Regions from separate parts of the Homo sapiens genome. Here region 2 is linked to region 1. A link is an interaction called in ENCODE POLR2A ChIA-PET data of the cell type or tissue named here. Cell type or tissue: OCI-LY7. All regions are shown on one strand. Links, peaks and the distances in the headings refer to the core of each region. The heading gives the core; the rest is flanking DNA.

What was found. Peaks named below come from ENCODE experiments on the same cell type or tissue, not always from the same donor. Only the 100,000 strongest peaks of a DNase experiment are listed, where the experiment ranks them.
Region 2: POLR2A ChIA-PET joins it to region 1 with 6 read pairs; 2 of 35 experiments call an interaction of 5 or more read pairs at or near these places.

The regions. Positions count from the first base shown.
Region 1 is chr3:187,948,125-187,956,368 of GRCh38, reverse strand. No RefSeq gene overlaps it. Among named protein-coding and RNA genes, the nearest start is that of LINC01991, 24 kb to the left of the region's middle. In OCI-LY7, for the core only: a CTCF peak has its summit at 5,923 (motif pointing left); DNase peaks (open chromatin) are centred at 2,400, 4,368, 5,508 and 6,743; H3K4me3 peaks cover 1,026 bases; H3K27ac peaks cover 5,000 bases.
Region 2 is chr3:188,040,249-188,048,492 of GRCh38, reverse strand. LOC107986166 (a long non-coding RNA gene) reads left to right here and starts at 5,896. Exons shown (of 5, transcript XR_001741061.2): 1 at 5,896-5,970; 2 at 6,289-6,375. In OCI-LY7, for the core only: no CTCF peak of the experiment used is centred there; a DNase peak (open chromatin) is centred at 4,402; H3K4me3 peaks cover 848 bases.

The DNA of each region.
Region 1 (8,244 bases), core at 2,153-7,152:
AAAAGCAAAAAACAAACAAACAAAAAAGTTAAGGTCCAGAGGTTTAAAAAGTGCATTAGACATTGTGGGAAATTCACATAGCTTCACCATGCTGACATGGTGGAAATAATGTTAGGGAGATATTATGGAGTCATACTGTGGAGGGCCTTAAAAGACAAGCAGAGTCATTGGAATTTTATCCTATGGGCATTTAGGAGTTGCTGAAAGTTTGTGAATGGGAGAGCAGGCGAAGAAGAATGGTATTCTAGAAAACTCTTTTTAGCTGGGTATGCAAGATGGAAAATAACGGGAGTAGCTGGCAGAAGAAAGATTATAAGGAACACTGAACGTGGAGTCAAGAGGCTGACTATAATTTCTAACCTTGATTAGGTTAGTCCCAGATATAAGCATAAACATATATGATTATCTCCTCTCTAATATGCAAACCTGTGTGGCCTACCCTTCAGGAGGTCCTGAACATCCCCTGAATTGAGGGAGGTTAGAGTGCTTTGTAAACTCTGAAACTACAGAACAAACATGGGAGATAGTGATGCAGCCTGGCAGATGCATTGAAAACATGGGCAGGTTGGTGCCTTGGGGATGGGTGGTTGGAGGGAAGGTTGAGTGAATGCCAGCTCTCCATTTAGGAAGTATCTTTCCTCTGGAGGAGTATCCCCTTTCCTTCCTGGAAACTTCTGTGTCACCTGGCACAGACTGGGGGCTAGTGGAAGATGGAGGCATGTCAAGCTGGTAGTCAAGAGTCAAAGACAAGAAATCCCTGAGGTCTCTAGTAACTTCCTCAAGGGGAATAAAAAAAAAAAAATGACAAAGCTAGCCCTTTAACCCCAAGCTTGAAATCAAAATAAACAGTTGGGTTACTGTTTTGCAGAGTTGCTGAGTAATTGTAAAGGGCAAAGAAGAGTCAGTTTTCACAAGAAGATTGCTCAATGGAAAGGTTTTGCCAGTGGAGGTGTCTGGGAAGGTACAAGCAGAAGCCGGCTTAGTTATTGTAAGGAGCTGCTCATTGGAAGACAAGCCTTGGCCTCATGGAGAAAAAGGGTTAACATGAAACAGTGGGAAGCAAACTGCTGAACTGGGACTAGGTTAGGAGGGTTAAGAGAGAAGCATCTGGGCTTTCAGCCACCCTTGGGCTTCTAGTGGAAGCATTTCACAATCTCCTTTCTTCACGGGTTATGTCCTTAAATTGAACAGCCAGTGGGGGCATCTTGGGGTAGTGGAAAGTGTGTTGCAGGCCTGGCTTCAGCACTGCCTGGTGGTGTGACCCTTCCTCTCTGGGCCAGGGTTAGACTAGATGGGATGATCCCTGGGGCTCCTTTCAGATCTAGACCCCTAGGAGGTGTGGGGCAGGCGCAGCCTGTTTTATCAGATTTAAATTCAGAAAGGACAGCTACTGTAAATGACCAGGCTTTAGTGCTGGCAGTGACAGCTACATAAGGAATTTCAAATAAGGTCATCTTAAAGCAAAAGCAACTGCGTGCTTGCTGACCAAGGCTTGTGGATCAGATGAATCAGAAAGCTGGGACCCTTCTGAGTTCATGCTTACCAATCTGTGGGGTTCAGTGTAACTAGATGATACTTTCCCTAATCAACATCATGTATGGGGCAGCAAGTTCCCTTTGAACTTTAGAGAACATAAGCCACAGATGATTTCCCTCCCACTTCCATTTTCCCTTCTCAAGTCTTAGAAAATAAGATCTCTTCCCTTCCCCTTTCCCCCATTTCCCAAGCAGGTTCTCAGTGATAAATGTGCCACTTTCTCTCTTGCACTCACTTGCCCTTGTCCTTTCTGGTGAAAAGAACTTTACCGGTCCAGGCTTTGGGAAGTAGGGTGTCGGGGCATGAAGACAAAGTTCACAAAGCTCGACCAGCTGGTTCCTCTGGTGGCCCAGACTGGGCTGGGTTGTGTTGTGTGTCCACACAGGCAGAGAGGTACCACAGTGAGGTACTCTTTTATTTCTGAAGGGAAACCCTATTCTTCCAGAACAGTTCACAATCACCATTGACATTTTCTGGCCCTGCCTGCAGAATCCAGAGAAACATCCACATGAAATAAAGCTTTACCAAGTGCCAGGATTCAGTTTTAGATGAGGCAAATGACCCACAGGCAGATAAAGAAGGAGACAGGATAAGTGGAGAAGTCACTGTGATACCCTGTAGCATATGGGGATGGCCCTACAAGTATAGGGTGACTTCAAAAGAAGGAGGAATCACACTCAGATTGAAGATCAGAGAAGGCTTCATGGAAGAGATGACATGAGCTAGACCAATTATCAATGACAATTATCAATGTCATTATTATTTTGATGATTATGATTAAAGCTAACTTTTGTTGTTCTCTCACTATGTTTGAGGTACTGTGCTATGCCCTTGTATATTATCTCAGTTCCTCTTCATGGAAATCCTCCCCTGTTAGATAGCATCATTTTGTAGATGAGGAAATTGAGGCTCAGAGGTGATAAATTGCTTTTCCAAGGCCACCCAGAGAGTAAATGATTAGAGCCTGTGATTTCCATAGAGGTATGGATGTGAGATATTCTTAGTGGAGGGTAAGAATGACTGATTAGAGTGGGTACATCATAATTTTGATTGGGTAGGGAATCTGTGGGAGTTAAAGCCAGTGGGACTTGAAGACCAGTGAGAAGTTCAACTTTGTCTGCAGACTGCAAGGAGCCTGGCAGCTTTTGAGGAGGACAGTGACATAATGAGAAGATGGCTTTTGAGATGCTAATTTAGCCTGGAGTGCAAATGGACTCCAGGGAGGACTGACGGCGAGGGGATGGACTCAGAACTGGAGTCCAATCTTCTGAGAGGTGATGAGGGGTTGAGCTAATGGTGCCAGGCAGGAAGGAGAGTTAGAGAAGCAACCTTAGTCTGAGCAGTTGTCCGTCCATGCCCTTGCTTCCAGCACCAAAGGCACAGCAAGTAGAAAAGAAAGTAAATAAAGACAGTCTGCATGCTGGTGAGGTTCCACAGGTTTCTCGGGAGCTTGCCTGTCACTCATGTCTGATGTCAGGTGCTGGTAAGGTGGCTGCCAGTCTTTCCTCACCTTCAGGTGCAGGGCAATGCACCCTCTGAATTAGACCACTTTACCAGTCCAATTTGTATGTTTTCTCCATCACTCTTGTCTCCCCACTCCCAAAACCCCAAAGAAGTGGAATCAAATGAATCAGAGTTGTTTTCTTTTTGTTTTTCAAGTGGAATCAAGGTCTGAAGGAGAATACCTGGGCGGAACCAAAGATGGGATGCTCTGAATCATTAGTCACCTTCAGGGCATCAAACAAGAGGTGAATCAGAGAGACAGGGAGAAGGGCAAGAAGTAATGAGCTCCTGGCGCACTTGTGAATTTCAGAGGCCCCATGTAGACCGCTAGTGGGCAGATGCTCTGCTTCCAAGCTCCTGAGGTTCCTCCTGCAATGAATGTGGCTAAGGCCAAGGAAACACTAAAAATTGCAGTGGTTTTTGACTCAGCCAGGAGAGTTTAGTCACGTGTAGTTGTACTCTTCCTTGGTGCTTCCAAAGGGCTGCTTTGACATCTCAGAGAGCAGTACAGAGTGGCATTTCCAGGCCTGCCATCACCAGGACAGTGAAAGAAAGGGGTCCTAAGGACTATTTAATCCAATATGTGAATACCTAGAGTAGGCATGTAACTGAGACTCAGTCTCCCGCCTTCTTATTTTATTGATTTTACAAACATATAGTGCTCGTTATGTGCCAGGCATGTTCTATGCACTTTATAAGTTATGAATTCGTTTAATTCTCATAATAATCCTATAAGGCAAGTGCCTTTGCCCTATTTACAGATGGGGAAATTGAGGCACATAGACATAAAGTAACTTGGCCTAGGCCTTACAGTACTAGGTTGTGAGGCCTACCAAGATGTGAATCCAAGCAGTTTGGTTACAAAATCCAAACCCTCAACACTTACGCTCTGTTACTCTTTGTTCTCATTTCTACTCTAAGACTGGCATCCCTACAAAAAAGGGAGACTAGATCAATTCATTTCTAAAGGTGAACCATTTTAGAATCTGTAACACATTGTCATTCATTGGAATCAGTAAGTGTTAGGACTTAGGCTGTGCAATTATCAAGGGCTGTTAAATATGCTTTGGTGGACACAAATACCGGTATCTGTTAATTCCTAGCATTGGCTTGCCACCACCCTGATGGTGATTTGGGTGAGTCTTCTGACCCATTACAGGGCCCCAGGCCTTTACTATAGATTCTACATTAGTTTGCAACCCTCTAGCCAACTGGGTTGTAAAAATAGTGCTTAATCTAAGCAAAGAAAACTGAGATGGGGAAGTAACTATAAAGATTTGGGCTGCAGAGGTAGAGTGATTCAGCAAGATAAGGATGAGAGGAAACACTTGGCCCCAAGTGTTGACCACGTGGTGGACCAAAAACTTCAGTTTCCTTAGCAAGGAGGGTGAGGCAGATAATTAGTCAGTAGAAATGGGGTTACTTGAGTGGAAGAAATATAACCTTTCTAGTAGTCCAAATGAGAAAGGTTCTGTATGGTAATACAATCTCCAATTTCCTTGTTAGTTTAAACATTCAGTGGGATAAGGCTGTTCACATTGTAGTTTTCCTGGTAGGAAGGTAGCAGGTATAGTGGAAAGAACACTGGACTAGTACTGGGGCATCTGAGTTCAAACTTTGGATCTGCTTCTAACTAGGTGAGTGGCATTGGATGAGCCATATCTCTTTTTGGATTCAGTTTAGCTACAATGACAGTGACCTTTCATTGAGTAATTGCCAGTCCAGTCTTTGCCCTCAAACTTGACATATATTGCCTTATCTAATGCTCATAGCAGTTCTGTAGGCACTATGATTACTGTTGTGACCCAGATGAAGAAAATAGAGCTCAGACAGTATGAAAGAGAAGTTCAGTCACTACCCAAGGTAACACAGTAAGCAATGGAGCTGGGAATTTTTCCTAGGAAGTCTACCTACCTCCCATGCTCATAAATACAGTACTGAACTGCCCTTGTCTTCATAGAGAGAAGGTTGGACACTGGATGTACTATGCACAATGGGTTTTTTCAGTCCCAACATTCTGTACTTCTCTTCTATTTAGGATATTTGCGCCCTTCCAGGAAGAGCAAGTGGCTTTGCTCAGCACTGGGCTTTGGATTGAGCCAATGCTTTGCTCATGTGATTGTTGCAGTGAAATTTGGCAGGTTCCATCAACCTCCTCTGCATAGTCAGCTCTGTGAGGGTAGGGCTGCCTTATCTTCCCTATGACCCTCTTGGGAAGATCAAACAAGGCAATGCGGGAGAAAGCACTTGGTAAATGCTGAAGGATTAGGTGTTACTGTTGTTGTTTTTATCATACGCGGCATTCAGACAAAATTCTCATGGTATTCCTAGTTAAAGGCACTACAGGTCCTCAGTGAATATTTGTTGAGTGAATGTATGGACGATAGATGGAAGCCGGTGGAGTAGAGGAGCCACTGAAGTGATGAGAGATACAAGAGAAGCAGAACAGAATGAGATCAGTGGAGTGTGACCAGTGCCCTGATCTAGACAGTTTGAAAGCTGGAGATCTTCACCAAGAGTCAAGATTCTGACTTTTGATTTAAAAGCTGCAATGTGGCATATGATCTTCTTGTAACAAATGAGACACATTCTAGTCTCTTCATTGAGGAGTCCACATATGGAAGTAGGTGCCAAAGGCTGAACCATAGAATCTGGCTGTTAAAGATGAGCTTTGAAAGCCCAATACCACTAACTTTCAGGGAGGCTCCAGGAAGCCCATTAGCCTTTCTGGCCTGGGGTTTCCTCCTCTATCCAACTGGGGTTTGGACCAAGCCCCCAACCTGTTATGTCTCCATCTGAAATTTCATTCGTACATGCAGATCTTACAAGTCCTGTCTTTCCTGCCACCTGCTGACAATCAAAACTCACCTGCCTCATGTCCCATATTCCCAGAATCTCATTCTCAGCCAAGTAATATTTATCACTAGCTATTCTGATGACCTCACCTGCTGTGTGCTCTCAGGTTTTCATGTCCTTTGCTCTGGTAAAATAGTCATATTTTACCATGTCCTTGAAGACATAGCTAATGACGATAATTTTCGTCCCTGGGATAGGTTTGTAGGGGAAGGATTGTTATTGTTAATGACAATGATAGCAACCACCATTACAATTGACAAAACACTGCTTCATCCTTTATGTCATTTGATCCTTACATGGGTAGGTCTTGTCACTTTCATGGGCAGGAAGGAGGGGCAGCATGGGACTGTGAAAGCGGGGAGACTGGTGCCCCAGCTCTGTCCCCATCTGTGAACCTTTCTCTCACATTCTTCTTTTTATATGAGAGTAGTTGGTCTGATGATTCTAGGGCTTTTCTGGATTTAACCTTTTTCAAATCTAGGTATTATTCTTATGAAGAGCAAATGAGACTTAGGTGGTCCTGGCTGTTTGGGATCCATGCTATTCTTATGTGGCCTCCCTCTGTGGAATTCTTATGTGGCATTTCCAGTGTGTGAAGTTCCAGCCTGTCGTGAGATGGGTGGCCCAGGGATTGTTATTATACTCATTTCACAGATAAGGACTCAGAGATTCAGAGAGATTAAATGAATTATCCAGAGTCACAACCTGGAATTGGGCAGAATGGTGGAACTGACATCTAAACCCAGGCCACAGGATGGCCAATCCTGCTTGTGGGGTTAGTAGAGTCTCTTGGGAGCCGTGATCTGGTTTTTCTTGGACTCCCCTGGGGCCCATGGCCAGATTGGCTCCCAGAGAGCTAACTGCAGGTGGGCTTTGAAATAATTCCACTTTGAGAGAACAAGGCGAATCCCCACCTTGCAAATCCCAGCCCCTCTGACTCTGTGCCGTCTCCTCCCTCCTGAGTCCTAGGCTATCACAGTGAGCACAGCTACACACTGAGTGTTTCCTGTTTGACCCTACAAATCTATTTTTCATCCTTGTCTTGCAGCCACTCCAGGAGGCTGGCCTTTATGGATATCTTTAGGTTCCCTATTCCTTTGACTTCTGGTTGGAATCAGCCCAGCACTGATCAGGTGGTTGGAAGGCGGGAGAGGGGAGAGGTGAGCCTACTTTGTCCCCAGCACCCTCACTGACAGTGGCAGGTTGGCAATGCCAAAGGCCACAGCCCTCTCCTGCAGCTTACCAGGACTTTCCAGACTCTGGTAACTGCCTCTTTCTTTGCTCTTTCAGGCCAAGAGCAGGTAACAGCCCCCAGTTGTTGTGAGCCTTAGGGCACATTGCTATCTCTTGGTTTTCCTTAACCCTGCCTGTATCTTTGCAAATTATCATGAATCTCTTTTTGCCCACCTTCTTTAAGCAAGTCCTCTGCTTCCTTCCAGGACCTGTGACTGACACAAGCTGCCTCATTCTTCCTTGTTTCGAATCTCCCATTTCTTAAAGGCATTTATGCAGATATTGAATCTTGTAATATTTAACAAAACAAAGTAAAACCAAGCTAGGGGAGAAGCAAAAAGGTAGGATTGTATAGGGTATGGTAAGAGCACTGAGCTTGGATGGAGGGGCTGAAGGCCCAAGTTTACCACTTACTAGCCGTGTTATCTTGCCAGCTCACCTGGTCCTGCTATTAAATAGAAATAAGAACAATTTTTGCCTTGTCTTCCCCATGACCCTCTGGAAGATCAAATGAGGCAATGTGGGAGAAAGCACTCGGTAAATGCTGAAGCATTTTCTGAGCATTAGGTGTTACTGTTTTTGTTTTTATCATACATGGCATTGAGACAAAATCCTCAAAAGGCCATGCACTGTAATTTCCAAGACACTCAGATTTCCCTGTCACCTCCATGCCTCCTGGATCAGGAGACCTGGCATTTGTGGAATCCAAGATTAACGTCCAGGGAGAGTTGGCCAAGCATGGGCCCACATGGCATAGCTAAAAATACTTTTGACCTCAGTGGGAGCATCTCAGTCCCCAAAAGGGGGTGGACCTGAGGGATAGAGGGTGTGAGAGGGAAATGACCTCCATTAGCTGGGGTTAGGAGAGGGCAGGGCGAGGGTGGTTGTCACCCTTCTTTTTAAGTGCCAAGGGGAACACTGGGTTGATCTCTCTCTCTCTCTCTCTTTTCCTGTGTGTTGCAGTGGTAGTTGGGGATGGAGATAAAGATTGATCTGAACATTTTGTACTTTTCCGTTAGGGTAAAGCCCACACCTTAAAGCTCTTTCTCACGGCCAAGCCTCTTAGGAATTTTCCCAGACTGCCATTGGAGATGATAGACACCTAGAGCCAGAAGG
Region 2 (8,244 bases), core at 1,919-6,918, 92 kb before region 1:
AATAAAAATGTTCCTCTCAACCTTTCCCCAACTATCTAGATGTCCTCCTTTTCAAAGCCGACCACTATACCATTTTCTTATGTATCCTTCTCCTCTGCGATGTTTTTATACAAGTAATGATCAGGACTTTCCTCATCCAGTAGACAGCTCATGCAAAAAGAAGCAAGCCTGTTCAAACAGAATTCTCCAGGGACAGTTTGTCTCCCAGGTTTGCCTATACAGGGAGCAGAACCCTGATTCTAGATGCCAGATAGAACTCACCTGGCCCAGGTTTCTATAGCACAAGCCCTGATATTCTTTAGCCTGACCCTCAATGAAAATTAGCTGAGGACGCCTGAGCTCACTCTCTGGAATGAGACCTAAATACCATCTCCTGCATAATCTTATAGAAAATGAATGAAACAGAGACTGCACTGTGAGTTCTGGTGCCAATTATAAAGGATCTGGGGCAGGGATCTGGCATCCAGGTGGCTAGAGGAAGAGTCCTGGAGTTTTTAGCATCCTCCCCTCTGGGTCCCATTTCTCTGGTTTTTCATGGTGTGATCTGGACTGAAATGCCCATCAGTTATTCTAGACCCCGACTTACTGATCACAGAGAATCTTTAATCTGTGCTTGTTTACTCTGAAACTGGCATCTCCACTAGTGCTGCAGCTGCTCACCAGACACACCAGAGCACTCTTTCTTGCTGATGATGCTGGAGCACTTTGTTGCTCACTGATCATGCTGGAGCTCTATGTTGCTCACCCATCATCCTGGAGCACTCTCTTGCTCATTGATGATACTGGAGCACTCTGTTGCTCCCTAATCATACTGAAGCTCCATTTTCTCAGTGAGGATCAGAATTCATCATCCCTGGCTGCTCTAGTTCCCACATCCTGGTTGCTGGGAAGGGTTTTAAAACCTCTTACATGGAAAGAGTCCCTTCTTCCTGATTAGAGTCCAAACTGAAAATGGATCCTCTATTTGCAAGCACCACGACACTTCCAGTGCAGCATTAGTAAATACCTCCCAAGCAACAGCAGCCTGGCACATTATTGTTTAGCCACCTCCTGCCCGATATCATGTGGGTTTCACTTATAGAAGGTTCTACAAGGTAAGGGAGGTAGAAACAAGTCAGCACAAACAGAATTATAAATATCTTTATAGTGACAGATATATGAAATCTAATTGGGTGGGGAAAACAGATGCAGATAAACAGCTGGATAAGAATGCAGGTTTGAACCTAGTGAAATACAAAGAGGATGATATAAAAGATAATATTAAAGAAAAAGCTGCCTGTAGGTATTCTACCTTTTGCAATATTTTTTTATTTTCCATAGTCCCATCTGTCTTCTTGTCCATATACAATGCACATTTTTACATAGTTGCAGTCATGTCACAAATACTATTTAGGGTTCTGTGTTTTCGCTTAATATTACATGAATTTGCCGTATTGCTCCAATCTTTCTTTTATGGCTGCAGAAATGCCATTGTGGTGATTCACACCAAGTTTCTTGCCTTTTACCTATTGTTGGAATTTTATGTCTCCAGCTGCTTAGCATTATGGATAATTTTGTAAAGATTATCTTAGGATATTCAGCTTTGTGCTTTTGTTGATTTTCTTAGGATCAAAATCCAGGAGGGAACTGATTTGTAAAGGGGTATGAGGAACAACATTCCCTCTGGTACAAAGCTAACTGTGTTGGGCACAGCTCTAAGCCTCATACTAATCTTACTGGACATAGCTCTAAGCCTCATACTGATCTTACTGGCATGTTGCTCTAAGCCAGTAACTAGCATGTCACCTGGCAACTGAGCAGAAGAACAGAGGTTTACTAGGTCCTGAGGGAGGCTGTTACTGCACAAGTTCTTTGCTGGTGACAGCAGAAAGTACTTAGGGGCCATTCCAAGGGTCTGCCTTGTTTGCAGAGTTGATTCATTTGTGGTTGCCATATAAAGGCCTCTGAACCAACAATTGTTTGGGAGCAAAAGCAAACGAGTGCCAAGATCCAAGTTCTCGTACTGTGGCTGTAGGGTTGAGGGCTGCATAGGGTCGAAAGGTATAAGTCACTGTAATATCAGCGTGGGGACACCATGGGTCTCATCAGTGGTTTTGCCCATGGGCACAGCCCTTGTGGCGGATGTCTAATTGTGTGCAGCCCAGATGTCAGCGGAGGCCCTTGGAGATCCTATTAAACTTGACCCGAACCCCAATGCCAAGCCTTATGAGAGCCTTGAATCCACAGAGCAGTTGCTCTCCGTACCCACACCATATATCATCATGCCTCATTCAGCTTTCATGCCCTCTTATCTAAGAGTGCTGTCTGGTTCTGTCCTGCACCACCCATTCCAGGAACAAAGCCCATTTCCTTCACTTGGTCTTCACAAAAACCCACTTGCATTCAGACGTTTGTGAGTTTGGTAACTTTACTGAAGATCGAGGGTCATGAGGGGAGTCTTCATAGACTCGGCAGCCCTTGCTGTCTTTTCACCTCCTGCCTTCTCTGGTCCTCAACCTCATTCTTCTGAGCAACAGGCACCTGATCCCTGGTCTTCTTTAGTAAAGTTCCCCATACTCAGGTCCCTTCTGTGCCCATCCAGGTATTTTATCCCAAGCAAATAGATATGGCCCCCTGAAGGAAATCCTGGTAGAGAATCTTCCTCTATCTCACCATTTGCTGTCAATAACCATATCTTTACAGGTAGATGGTTAGTGAGGAGTTTTTGGTTTTGTTTTAAATGAGATAAGCTTTACATAAGAGGAGTTGTTTACAGGGAACTTTTACAGATATTATTCCATTCAGGACTCCCAGTAGCCCTGGCAGGTGATTAGTTAGACAGGTGCTATTATCTGAATGTTTGTGTCCTCCCCAAAGTCATGTGTTGAAACCTAAGCCCCAGCGGGATGGTGTTAGGAGATGGGGCCTTAGTGAGGTGATTTGGTCATGAGAACCAGGTCCTCATGAGTGGAATTATTGGCCTTACAAAAGAGGCCCCAGAGAGCTCTCTCACCCCTTCCCACCACATGAGGACACAAGGAGCAGTTGGTAGTCTACAACTTGGAAGATCACCCTCACCAGAAGCTGCCCATGCTGGCACCTGGTCCTGGACTTCCAGCCTCCATATCTGTGAGAAATGAATGTATGTTGTCAATAAGCCACCCAGTCTGTGATAGTGTATTATAGGAACCTGAACAGACGAAAGCAACTGGCATTATTATCCTGGCTTAGAGTTGAGGAGACTGTGGCCCAGAGAAGGGGAAGAACCTGATTGGGGCCACTCAGCTGATTATTGAAGAGCCGGAACCAGAGCCCAGATCTCTACTGGGTTCAGTGCATGATCCTTCTCCACATCATCTTGCCAGGTCAGTTCTAGGAGCCTCACTAAGCTCTAACAGTGGCAAGCATTCAATAAACGCCCACCCAGTAGACATTACCAAGTCCTCACTCTGTGCCTGTTTTCAAGAGTGTAGAGTGAAGAAAGCATGAATAAATTAAGAGGCTTCTTGTTACCCCAGCACCCAACACTTAGTTAAAACCAGATGTGATAGACAAAATATGTTATACCCACACAAAGGAATATTAGTCAGCCACGAAAAGGAATGAAAGAAATACTGATACATGTTACAACATGATTGACCTTGAAAACATGCTAGGTGAGAGAAGCCAGACGCAAACAGCCACAGATTCTATGGTTTCATTTGTACGAAATGTTTAGAATAGGCAAATCCATAGAGACAGAAAGCAGACTAGTGATTGCCAGTCTTGGAAGAGGGGGAAATAGAGTGAGTGCTTAATGGTGTAAGGTTTCCTTTTGGGGTGATAAAAAATGTCTTGTAACCAGATAGAGGTGGTGGTTGCACAATATTGTGGATGTACTAAATGTTACTAAATTCTACACTTAAAATGTTAATTTTATATTATGTGAATTTCACTTCAATTCAAAGTAAAAAAAAACTCAACAAACCAACAAACCAGTGTGACTTCACCCCCCCACCTTCAGCTTTCACCTCCTTGCATGGTTCCAGGTCCTGATGCTCCCTCACTGGACAGGGAATGAACATATGCAGACTCAGTTCTCAATTCTGTCACTTACCAGCTATGCGGCCTTGAGAGTTTATGCCTTTCTCTGGACCTCAGCTTTCTAACCTGCAAGTTGAGGATGTCACCCAGATTTTAACCCAAGTTCCTTCTAGGTAGGCATTCTGAGATATTGGGAGTAAAAGGAAGGATGCAAACCAATTGGGGAGGGGCAGGGGAGGCACTCTGTTTCTTCTGCAACTTTCTCTTCTCAGCTAGTGGACTATAGTAATTTTTAGTTTCCAGTCCCCAGTCACACAGATAGCAGCTTCGGCTCTTGGCTTGGCTGGCACTGCTGGGGCTCCCACTATGCTTCACTGAGCAACGTAAGCCCCTAGGTAATCCTGTTAAGCCACTGGGGTAGTGAGTCATTTCAGTACCACCTGAACACCTTCCTGTGGTGTCCCAGCAAGGAGAGGACCTCCAGCCAGATCATTATGACTTGATCTGCAAAAACTTTTGAAGCATAAATTGGAGCTTTTAATTGCATTGTGACTTGGAAATCCATCATGCCTAAATCAGTGTTCAGAAGAGCTCAAAGTATGCTCATTCATTCATTTATTACCCATCTTCTGTGCCCCTGTTACATCCCAGGTGCTGTGCCAAGCTTTAGGAAGACACAGGTATAGCCACTGTCTTCAAGGAATTCACTGCCCTTTGAGAGAGACGGACTCATAAACCAAAGTAAAATGTAGCATTTACAAAGGTAGTGAAATAAAAGTATAAATCAGGAAAATTAGCAGTTCAGTGGAGAATGAAGGAATAGATTAAAGGGTCAAGAGAGGTCTTTACAGATGAAGTAATATGCTGAGTTTTCAAGAATAATAGGGGACTTCCATGTTCTAGTGGTGCTCCAGGGAGGATGATGGTTACAGTAGTCTACTCCAGTAGGGAGAAGCATTTTTTTAATCACTGTTGACGTTTACAATTGCCAGTGCAAGATGACAATAAAAAGATGTCTAAATTTTAGGCTGTCTTATTGATTTTTAAATTCCTAGAAATAATGCATCTTCTTATTGCCTAAACTAGGATAGATTACTCCTCCCACTGCTACCAAGTACAGAGGATGTGGAAGGGCATTCAAAACACAAGGATCAACATGTGTCAAAAGTTTTGAAGGATGAAACTTTAGAGTGTGTTCATGAAGTGGCAAGGAGTTTGATATAGCGGGACATAAAATATTTGGAAAAAGTGAGCTGAGTAAGAGCTGAAAATGAAGCTGGGTTCATTTTTTGAGGGCCCAAGATACGGTGTTAAATTTGAGTTTTATTCCAGAAGGCACTGGGGAGCCACAGAGGGTGGTCAGCAAAAGCATGATATAATCAACTTTCTTGTTGATGTAGCACTTTGGCAGCTGTGAATGGATAAGATGGGTCGAGAATGAAGGAAGGAGGCTGGCCAGGAGGCCCTTTCAGCCATTTGGGAGGGAGATGATGAGGGTTATGCCAAAGCTGTGTCAGAGGATGGGAAAAGGGGGCTGAGCTCAAGAGATATGTAGGGGTTAAACTCCAAGGGACTAAGAGTCTGATCAGAGCTGGGGGTGAGCAAAGAAATGTCTAAATAATAATTTCTATTTCTCCTTGCAAATGTCCTGCGAATGTCGGAGTTGGAAGGGATGTTTGGGACCACCTGCTCAACCGTCTTTGTAGCCCAGAGAAATACAAGGTACTGCCCAAGCTCAGGAGTTGAAGGCAGAGTCAGGATGGGATCTGTTTTCCAAGTTCCCAGCCAGGGCTGTCTCTTCCACTGTGGCTGCTCTCCATGTGCTGGTGACCTTCCCTTGATCCCACCCCTGCTCGTCAGCAGAACAGTGACTGGATAGAGAAGCCTTGAGTTCTCGTTCTTAACACTGCCCCGAAACAGTGACTTGAAGGAAGACCCTGCCTTCTTTGAGCTTCTGTCTTCTTATTTGTAAGTGAAAGGCTTGTCAAAGAGGAACTTTTCCATTTTTAATTCCTCTTGCTTCTGATTTTCTTTCTTAATTTTGCCATAGTCCCTACCATTTCTTCTTGCCTTACATTAGGCCCACTTCACTCATTTCTGTCTGGATCTGAGCTCTGAGCTCTGACCTAGATCCCTTCTGGAGGCCCTGGCACTCACTACTAGCCTGTCCTGCTTGTCTCTGAGCAGTCAGGCCATCCACAGCAGAGGGGATTGTCTTTCCGAGCTGCACATTCCTGGGCTGGGCCACCATCCTCTCTCTCAGAAAAATTACGTCTTTCTCTGCAGGTGCTCTGCCTGGACTGTGTATTGGAGAGCAAAGGAACTGAATGCTACGCATTGCGGATTTGGATACCATGTCTGCTGAGCTCAGGTGTGCTCTGGTCATGCTCTTTCGCAAGGAAATGGCTTCAGGACCTGGGACCTAAGTCCCAGTGTGAGTCAGATTCCTCAGGGTGCTTGAGCTTTCTTTGCCTGTGCTCTTGGGGCACACCAGCCTATAGGGTCAGGTGCCTTAGGGGTAGATCTCAAAAATAGAAAGCTGTTAAGGTGAGCTTTCTCATCAAGCTCTCTCTCACCTTCCTGCCCCAACCTTCTCAAGTGTCAAGAGACGAGAGAGACTCAGAATTGGGGAAGGAGAAATGGGGAGTTCTCAGAGGCCCTGGAGCCACCCTTTCAGCCAATGCAGAATATCTTCACCACCAAACTGCCCCCCCCAACCCCCGAAAACCCTGGCTTTCCTCTCCTGTATTCCTGCGCCCTTCATTTGAACAGTTTATACACCTCCTGTATGACTGTGCAGGGCAGCTGTCTTGTCCTATTTTAAACTTGTCTTCCACACAATGATGAAAGTTGCCTTTTTGTAACTTCCAATGATTGCTCCTCTCAGAACGTACCAAATCCCTGTCTTGCAAGACAGTCTTTTGAGTATATAAAAACAGATCATGTATCTAACTCCCATTCAACTACTTTTCTGCCAATTAAACTCAACCAATTCATATGTGGTATAGTTGCCATATTCTTAGGATGTGGTATCTCCCAAAGGGCAATGATTCTAGGTATGGTTTAACTAACTTCTGTAGCAAGAAAACCACAAATGCCAGTGGCTTAACACAAAAGCGGTTTCTCTCTTATGTGACAGTTCCTGGTCAGTGGGTGGTTTTCTTCCATGTAGTGATTCCAGGCCTCAGGGACCTGTTATCTTAAATCTCTGCTATCCCCTAGGCACTGCCCTGTAGCCCTCTCAATGATCCTGCTGGCAGATGGAGGGACAGAGAGTGGAGGAGGCACAAAAAGTGACATTTGATCTTCCACTCTGATTCCACTGGTGAGACCAGTCCTATGGTATCTCCTTCCAGAAACATGGATTGGGAAATACAGTCCCTGGCTAGCCTGCTCCCCCATTGGAGACAACTCTACACAGTGAGAGTGGGGGACATTTGAAGGAAAGCAGGCCATCTTTGCCACACTAGGCACCTCTTCCACCTCCCACTTCTGAGCAGCCAGCATGGACGACCTGCTAGATGCTGGGTGGACCAGGGTGGATGGGTGCGTTGGGGGTGTGGAGGGGAGGGCAGGTGTGTATTTCTCCCCTCTTGTGTCTAATTGGTAAGCAGTATTTTCTTGAACTTCAGTTCTGCAAACATTACTTTTGAGATCTTTGCTATATCTGCATAACACCTGTACTATAATTGACTTAATATTCTCTTTACACTGATTCACTTTTTAATTTAGTTTCACCTGAAGGGTAATATCTGGGAAATCATAGTTTTGATATGATAATTATACTTTTCCCAATATGTTCTAAAATGGATATGTAATTATTTTAATATAAATATTTGCAGATATACCACCTCAAACAAACAAGATACCACTGGTGGGTACATTGCACATTTTAAGAAATACTGTGATTGAGCCTGTATAAATCCCTCATAATCTGGTCCTTGGCTTTCTTTCTGACCTTACATCCTGCCTCTTCCCTCTTGCCCATGATCCTCCAAATACATGGACTTATTTGTTCTTCAAGCCTGCAAGCTCGTTCCTACTCCAGGGCCTTTGCACCAGCTGGTACCTCCATGGGAAATACTTTCTGTACATCTTCCCATGTCTGGTTCTTTCTAGACATTCAAGACTTAGCTCAGATGTCCCCTGCTCAACGAACCACCCAGTCTTTACCAGCTGCCTCACACCTCACTTCATTCCACCCTGCACAATCACTCTTTGTTTCAGTCCCTTTAAGCACTT